Regions from separate parts of the Mus musculus genome. Here regions 1 and 3 are each linked to region 2. A link is a loop called in an ENCODE intact Hi-C map of the cell type or tissue named here. Cell type or tissue: gastrocnemius. All regions are shown on one strand.

Evidence for each region. Hi-C counts contacts between places; a loop is a spot of excess contacts. Peaks named below come from ENCODE experiments on the same cell type or tissue, not always from the same donor. Only the 100,000 strongest peaks of a DNase experiment are listed, where the experiment ranks them.
Region 1: a loop joins it to region 2, with 9 times the contacts of the local background. A loop is called at or near these places in 30 of 42 quality-filtered maps.
Region 3: a loop joins it to region 2, with 4 times the contacts of the local background. A loop is called at or near these places in 10 of 42 quality-filtered maps.

Annotation. Positions count from the first base shown.
Region 1 is chr12:9,051,133-9,053,632 of GRCm38, reverse strand. No RefSeq gene overlaps it. Among named protein-coding and RNA genes, the nearest start is that of Ttc32, 22 kb to the right of the region's middle. In gastrocnemius, a CTCF peak has its summit at 1,384 (motif pointing left); DNase peaks (open chromatin) are centred at 190 and 1,377.
Region 2 is chr12:10,437,246-10,439,745 of GRCm38, reverse strand. No RefSeq gene overlaps it. Among named protein-coding and RNA genes, the nearest start is that of Gm38407, 7.9 kb to the left of the region's middle. In gastrocnemius, a CTCF peak has its summit at 1,552 (motif pointing right); DNase peaks (open chromatin) are centred at 45, 1,087 and 1,556; H3K27ac peaks cover 916 bases.
Region 3 is chr12:10,535,842-10,538,341 of GRCm38, reverse strand. No RefSeq gene overlaps it. Among named protein-coding and RNA genes, the nearest start is that of Gm38407, 91 kb to the right of the region's middle. In gastrocnemius, a CTCF peak has its summit at 1,075 (motif pointing right); DNase peaks (open chromatin) are centred at 1,055 and 2,265.

The DNA of each region.
Region 1 (2,500 bases), 1.4 Mb after region 2:
AGGGTAGGGCAGAGAGTATAGTATGAGGCTCAGAAGAATGGAAAATAAAGAGGAATTGTTCAGCCAGAGGGCCAAATAAGGAGACAAAGAACTGGCTGATCACATCTGAGGTCCAGGAGGGAGGGAGGACGGCAGAGTTGGGCACCGGCCCTGCTTTGCCAGACTGACTAGTAGGGAGCCATAAGCATAGTGCACTAAACAACAGGGACTGCAGTCTCGCCTGGGACCTAGAAGGCCACCCTCAAGGGGTCTCCAGATGCTTCCCTCCGGCCCAGCCTCTCTGGCTGCTGGTGGCCCAGAGCCCTCTCTAAGATCACCTGGTCTGGCTTAGTCTTCACTCAGCATCCCCTGGGGTTAAGCTGTATGTAAATGTCCCATTGTATGTAAATCTGTATGTAAATGTGCCTGCTCTAGTCAATATGATTTCCTGTTCCCTTTATTTACAATGATTTTGTTTCCAAATAACATCTCCTTTGGGGGAGGGGAGGTCAGAACTTCAGCCCCTATGGGCCTGGGAAGAGGTGGTTCTTCTGTGTTCTGAGAAGGAGGCTACACCAGGCTGAGCTAAGACAAAGGAGCCCAGCCCCAACAAGAGGAACCCCTTTCAAAATAGCAGTCCCCAAGGGTAGTTTTCTTCAGGAAAAGCACACCAGATGGCTGTCCACTGCCAAATGGCCAGTCCTGGAAGCATACATACAAGTGATATTCTATGGACCAAGTAGTATATTTAGTTGTACGTATGTATGTAAATACATATATGTTAAGCATGCAATAACACTGGGGGAAAGGCCATGAGTTTGAATGAAAAGAGTTGGGGGCAGAGGAGATATGCTGGGGTTTCGAGGTAAGAAAGGGGAACGAGAAATGTTGTAATTATATTATAATTTCAAAGATAAAACAAATATATCGCTCCCATATCATCCCAACCTGCCTGTGGATGGGTGTGGTGAGTGAGGGTCTTTTTACACGTGCCCCCTACTTGATGTCAGGTCTAGAGGCCAGACCCATATGAGTGAGGTGTAGGGATCAGGCAGCTCATTTTTCCAAACGTGTCAGATATATCAAGATCTCAGAGCCTCCGAGACTTTTACATAAGCCTCAAGTAAGATGGTAGTTATTGGCCCTCTGATTCCCAGGGGTGGTGAGCCTGGGCATTTCAGAGCACAAGAAAGTGGGTAAGACTTGCGGTTCTCCACAGGAAAAGACATACTATTGAAAGTCCCAATTAGAGTCAGCAGCAGCACTGTAATCCAATAAGGCAGACACACAGCCATCAGAACACAGCCTGGACTAGAGAACACACACCTGTCCTAGGCCCTGTCCTGCACATGTGTCTCTTAGACCGGGCTAAGAGGCCCACTCATGGTGTGATGATGACACCTAGTGGCCATATGGCAAATGGCATGCCTAGAGCAACAGGCAGGTCTATGAAACAGCAGGCCACCTTTAGCCATGTGTCCATGGCTATGCTAGATGTTAAGTACCACATCTTCTGGACTCTCCAGACCCTAGAGACCAGCAAGGTCCCCTCCCTTTATAGATATCCAATCACATGCACAGCTATTTTAAGAAAACACCTTGCAGGACTAGAGAGAGAGATGACCCAGACTCCATTCCCAGCACCCACATGGTGGCTCGCAACAGTCTGAAACTCCAGTTCTGAGGAGGTCCGATGTCCTCTTCTGGTCTTTGTGGACACTGCTAACATGTGGCACACAGCATACAGGAAAACAAATCACCCATACACAGAAGTCACTTCAAACATACGCAGCTTGTGTAAGTGAGTGCCTGGCAAGCCCGACAGGAGGCTTTCTTCCTCTTGCCATCACATACTCCACACCTCCAGGCTCCTCCAGGAGGGAAGGGACAAGAATGTGGTGCCCAGCAGAGCCTTAGCCTGGGGCTTGAACTCAAAACCCTAAAACAAGCCCTAACCCAGCCTGGACTCGTGTTCCCTAGCCCTGAATTACAGGAGGGAGAAAATGGTGTTGTGTGGCCTTTCCCAGGGAGGCATAACACGGGTCTATTTAGGGAACCAAAATCAGGCCAAAGAACTAATTCCCAATATTGACTTGGTGACTCAGGTGACTCAGTGAGTTTATTGGATTTACTTACAGGAGAATGGGTGGGCATTGCATCCAGGTGCATGGTGACTCAAAGACCACAGTATCACCGAAAAGTCCACCCGACTATGAGTGACAGACCCAGAAAAGCAGCATTCCTGAAACCTCCTGCCCAACTTGAAGGCAGTTCCAGCGAAGAGAGTCTCCTGCCAGCAACTGCTCTGGTTTCTAGAGTGGGTAGGAATTGGAGGAGGAGTGCTTGTGACTTTTGTAACTTTCTGAGCTATTGAGTCTGGTCGGTTTCCTTGGCTTCCTGGACATTCCTTGAAGCTCCTGTCGACCATAACCCTCACCCCAGGCAGCTACCAAGAAAACACTGGAACCACCCAGAGAAGATAGGGAGGCTCATGCCTGTTCTCTCCCCCCTGAGCCGGAAA
Region 2 (2,500 bases):
GGAGAACAGAAAAGTAGCCAAAGCCCAGGGAGCGCAGCAGGAGGGTGATTTCCAGCTCCGCTAATCTTCCAGAACTCCAGGGCTCGGAGTCACTGGAGGGTGAACAGCAGCGTTATATCATTTCCAGGCAAGGCCCGTGGTTTCCCCATTTCATCATTTGCTGCCACTGATCTAGCTCTTCTAGCGTCCTGACTTCTAACATGCATAGTAAATGGGTTTTTTTCTTGGGGACTTGACGGCGCATGCACATTCCCAGGCTTTGCTTTCCACCATTGTCAGTGAATAGGTTTAGAATGACCAGCACCTAGCTGGGCTTAATGATCACCCAAGAAATCAAATGCAGCAGCAGCTTATGGGGACCACCCACTTAACTGCCCAAGAGCCTAGGTTGTCCTCACAACATGAGCACTAGGAACCAGAGACCCATGTGATTTTGCAGTGTAACAGAGGACACACAAAAGAAGCGGCTAGGCATTAGATCAAAAACCTAACACAAATAAAAGTGAATGAATACATGAACCAAACACATAGAACGGGGAGGTCGTTATCACTGAACTGCCAGCCACGGAACTTAGTGGTGGTGGTGGTGACCTTTTTCAACATGGAAGGAAAAGCTCGAGTCAGTGTGAGACACAACCTAAAATAGGCTCTAAATCTGGGTTTCCAGTTGGACACCAGAAGCAGTAGAATTCATGAACGGGGATGTCTCTTCTCTAGTGAACACAGCTGGACAGAGGGAGTCCCTAAGCCTCAAGTATATTTTAAGCTGCATCTCTCAAAATGTCAAAAGTGGGATTAAAGTGTAAATGATTGTCAATTCATTCCTTCTCTCCTGGTACTATGCTGTTACAGGCGGATTCTGGTTTATGGGGAGGGGAAAGGTGGGATGGTCTTCCAGTGTAACCGAATAGAGCACAGAGGGAATGAGGAGTCCCAGTGTGTCTTGGGGGAGGGGAGCAGTTCACAGGCTGCTACTTTTTTGTGACATAGCTTTTATGGGGGGAGAGCCAGAATATTAAGCTCATTGCTTCCAGATGGAAAGGTTGGACAAAACAGAGGTCTTGGCTCTGAAAGCCTGGACGCAGTGGTGCGATATGGACCTGACATATTGAAGTAATCGAGATAGAAGATCTGGCTTTAGCCAAGGCTGTCAGATAGATACTTTTTAAAACATTACATGGTTTGTAACAAGGTATTGTGTATCCTCCCAGCAACCCTGCCGCCTTAGTCTCTGGGAAGGAGGTGGGGGGAAAGTGTGCTTATTTTGCTTGAGTTACTAAAGCTCCTTTTATATAGGAGGAATTTGGCATCTCCTGGCTGGGAGCAACGGAGCCAGCAGTGTCCAGTGCACTTGCAATGTAGATCATGCTAAGTAAGTCCAGGTGTCTTCAGAAGAAGAGTGGTCCTAAGCACTCCCTTATTTGAGCCCCGAAGCAATCATGGCCCTGTGCCTCAAATGAGCCTCAAATCTGTTTAATAAATCATCTGTCTATTTATAGAGTTAATCCAGGAAGAAATGCTGTCTTGTGACGGCTAACGGAGCTGCGTCCACCAGAGGGCGCCCATGTCCGCCTCTTTCAGTGAGGTCCTTTCTTGGTCCTTCGCAAAACACTTTAAACCATTGTGGATGGAGATGGGTATGGGAAGAAGAACCCAAGCCTCCTTTTTTTGGGGGGAGGAACCGATCCCTCCAGTCATGTCCACTGTGGAAATGGAAATATGATCCCACTGTTTTTTGTTTGTTTGTTCTGTTTTTGTTTAAAAAAAAAAAAAAACAAAAAACCTCAATACATCCTGCATTGCACCTTCCATTGGCTAACTTCACACCTGAGACATGTTGGAACATCTCCACGGACCCCATGTCTGCTTCACATTTCAAAGACTGGGAACTGTTAAGCTTGTATTTTGATTAAAATTTCGTATTAGCTCCCCCCCCCCTTTGAGTGTAATTTTAGGATATTTAATTTCAACCAATCATCTGAGGGGAAGGGGGGAGGTATTTGATGGGAAACAGCACATGGGAAAGGCAGCCAAGTTAGGAAACAGAGCAGCTCAGGGCTGCAGAAATGTGACAACCGAAATCTCCTTTGTTCTCTCGGGCAGGGTCTGAAACCAAAGACCTCAAGGACAGGGGATGTAGCTTTGGCCCTTGGATCAAGCGGGCCAGTCCTCTCCTGAAGCCTCCTAGATAGCTTCAGTTCTCCCCAGAAGCCTTGTCACTAACTTCCTGGCCTTGCACAAGTTTCTGGGCTTCAGCTACCTGGTGGGGCTTAGGAGTACAATAACTAACTACCTGACATGTGCCCCTGCCTATGGCTGTTTCTTTAGAAATGCAGCAGTCCCCACAAAGCCAGTCGTTGAAGACTGGGGAAGACATTAATTATAACTCAGCCTCAAAGCAATTAGACTCGAGATAGAGGAGGTGGAAGTGGAAGAGGAACATACAGTAATTCTCAGCTTCCATCCCACTGCACTTGCTGTAGAGTAGAGGCCATGTATT
Region 3 (2,500 bases), 99 kb before region 2:
GGAGATAAGTTTGCAAACACAATTTCTAGGTTAAACTATAATCATATTTATAAGATCCACAGTGAATACTAAGATTTCTTTCTAGAACCGATGTCATGTGGAAGGGTAAAGTTGCCTGTTTTCTAGGCAACAAGACTATTATTATAATGATTATTATCATTTCAGTAATAATCTCTTGATGTTTAACAGTCAAGTTTAACATTGCTAGACTTTACTTTGCATTTTTGTCATTTGTGAATTTTCCACTTTCATTTTATGTATATGTGATGTTGTATATGGTATTTGTGCTTGTGTGTATAGGTGTGTGTGTATGCATGTGTTTCAAAGGCATACACATGCTTCTGTATATGAGGAAATTAGAGGAGAACCTTATATGCTGGTTTTCATCTCCTACTTCATTTGAGATAAGATATATATGCAACTTGCTTATGTGAACCCCAGAATAGTTGGATAGTGTGATTCTTGGATCCTCCTGACTGTACCTCTCATCTCTCCTAGAGATCAGTGCACATGCAGATAGATGTGCACAGCTGTGCCCAGATTGGCTTAGATTGTGGGGATTCAAATGGAGGCACTCACACTTGTATAGCAGGTGCTTTACTCACTGGGACACTTCCTGCAAGATTTTTTCTACACATTTTTCCATGTTCATTTTGAGTTCAGATCCATATCCTGTTGTCTATTTTCTTCTTGCTTTCTTTTTTATTTAAACTTCTAAACACCATCAAGAAGCATATTCAGGTTGTCATGAGCACGTATGACCAGTATTTTATAAGTATCAAGGCTTTCTATTCTCACTCATCCTCACAGTTTAGGACTGAGCCATAGAACCAATATGTAGTTCCTGTCTTGGTTTGCTTCATTGAGTTGATAATGAGGATGCATATACATTTAAACTCACTCAGAGATCACCTATGTGCATGTTATGAGGCGATCACTCCTGAACATGAGCTTGTGCTAGATCATAAAAGGCTCAAGTGTCAGATTATTGACTTTCCTGTGGTCAACGGAGAGCCACTGTGAAACAAGGAAAGGTATATCAGGAGTGTCCAGAAGGTGGCGCCATTGTAACACATGTGCCGCCTGAGTGTGTTTCCCAGGAATGTAAGTTTCCATGGACCAGGTGGTCCAAGTGTGAAAGCACACATCTTCAGGAAGTCTCCAATAGACTAGACTGAGAAAAATCTTCTTTAAAGATGAAGTAAATACTAAGTCTTTTTAAGATATAATAGAGAAGTACCAAGCACATACAAATTTTCATGCATATGTTTGTATGCATTTCTGAATGTGATTGTGTTGTCTGTTTATACTCAGAATCTGTGGATTCCCTAATGCATGTAGATGGCAAGTTCCATTTCTCCCTCTCTGGATTCCTTCTCAGTTCTCAATGACAGAGATATCTACCTCTTTAATAGAACCTGTAAGAAGACATGAGGCTTCTGTACTCTACTCTTGTGCTTGTGTACATACAAGGCTATTCTGATATCAAAGTGCTTCTAGCTGGTTATTACTGGCCTATTTAATAAAGCCTTTTACATCTTAGCAGATGAAAATAGCATAAACTGAAGAACACAGTAAATTGTTTTGTTTCCTTACTATCACTACCAGCGGCAAAATGACAAATTCAATTTAACTAGCTATTTTCTTCCACGGAGAATGTCATGTGGCTTCAGTGATGATTCAGTGTTTCCAAGCGTCTTAAGATAGAAGAGAAGAGTTCGTAATTTCTCCATCATTCTAAGAAGCATTTACAATGTTTACCATCTATTATCATTTGGTTTCATTGTTTTCAGCTTCTCGTGTACATAAACACAAAGACGCTGGCTGAGCAATGTTTTTCCAATGTCTCCAGTGCTCTCCGTGAAGCATTCCGGACGACAGTAAGGCACAGGGCACATGGTCGGAGTTGGAATCGGGCTTCAAGGAGTCGGATGAACCGATGGTCAAGACGTTCTAGTTCAGAAGTTAGAAAATAAATAATGCCTGAGAGGAAGGATTCCTCAGCTCTGGGCAGCTGATACAGCAATAAAATAAATGGGCAGTAAAGCACACTTCCTGTTTTGAGAGTTCACATTTCACATTGGCAAAGCGCATCTCTTAAATGCTGTCTCCTGCTTCCATAAATAAACCTGGCACCTTTTAAAACACTTTCCCATCTGCTTCAGGATGAGGAGCGCATTATTGAATACACCTTGGGGAGCCTCAGAAACGGGAAAAGACTACCTGTGAGGAGCATACCATTGCCTTGGCCTTGGCCCAGAAAGCCCATCACCAGACAGCTGGAGTTTCATGTGTTGGACCTGGACCCAGCGGAGATCTACAGCCCCTGCTCTTCATTTGAGGACCTTGTGTGGATCTTTACACAAGGCAGAGCCAGGAAGGGGTCTCAGGTGGCGTTAGAGTTGGGTACCTCTGCAGGCTTCTTTACTCTTCTAGCTGGACAGTTCACATCCAGCTCCTGGGACCATGTTTCAATATATCAATTCAGCTTCCTAAAATA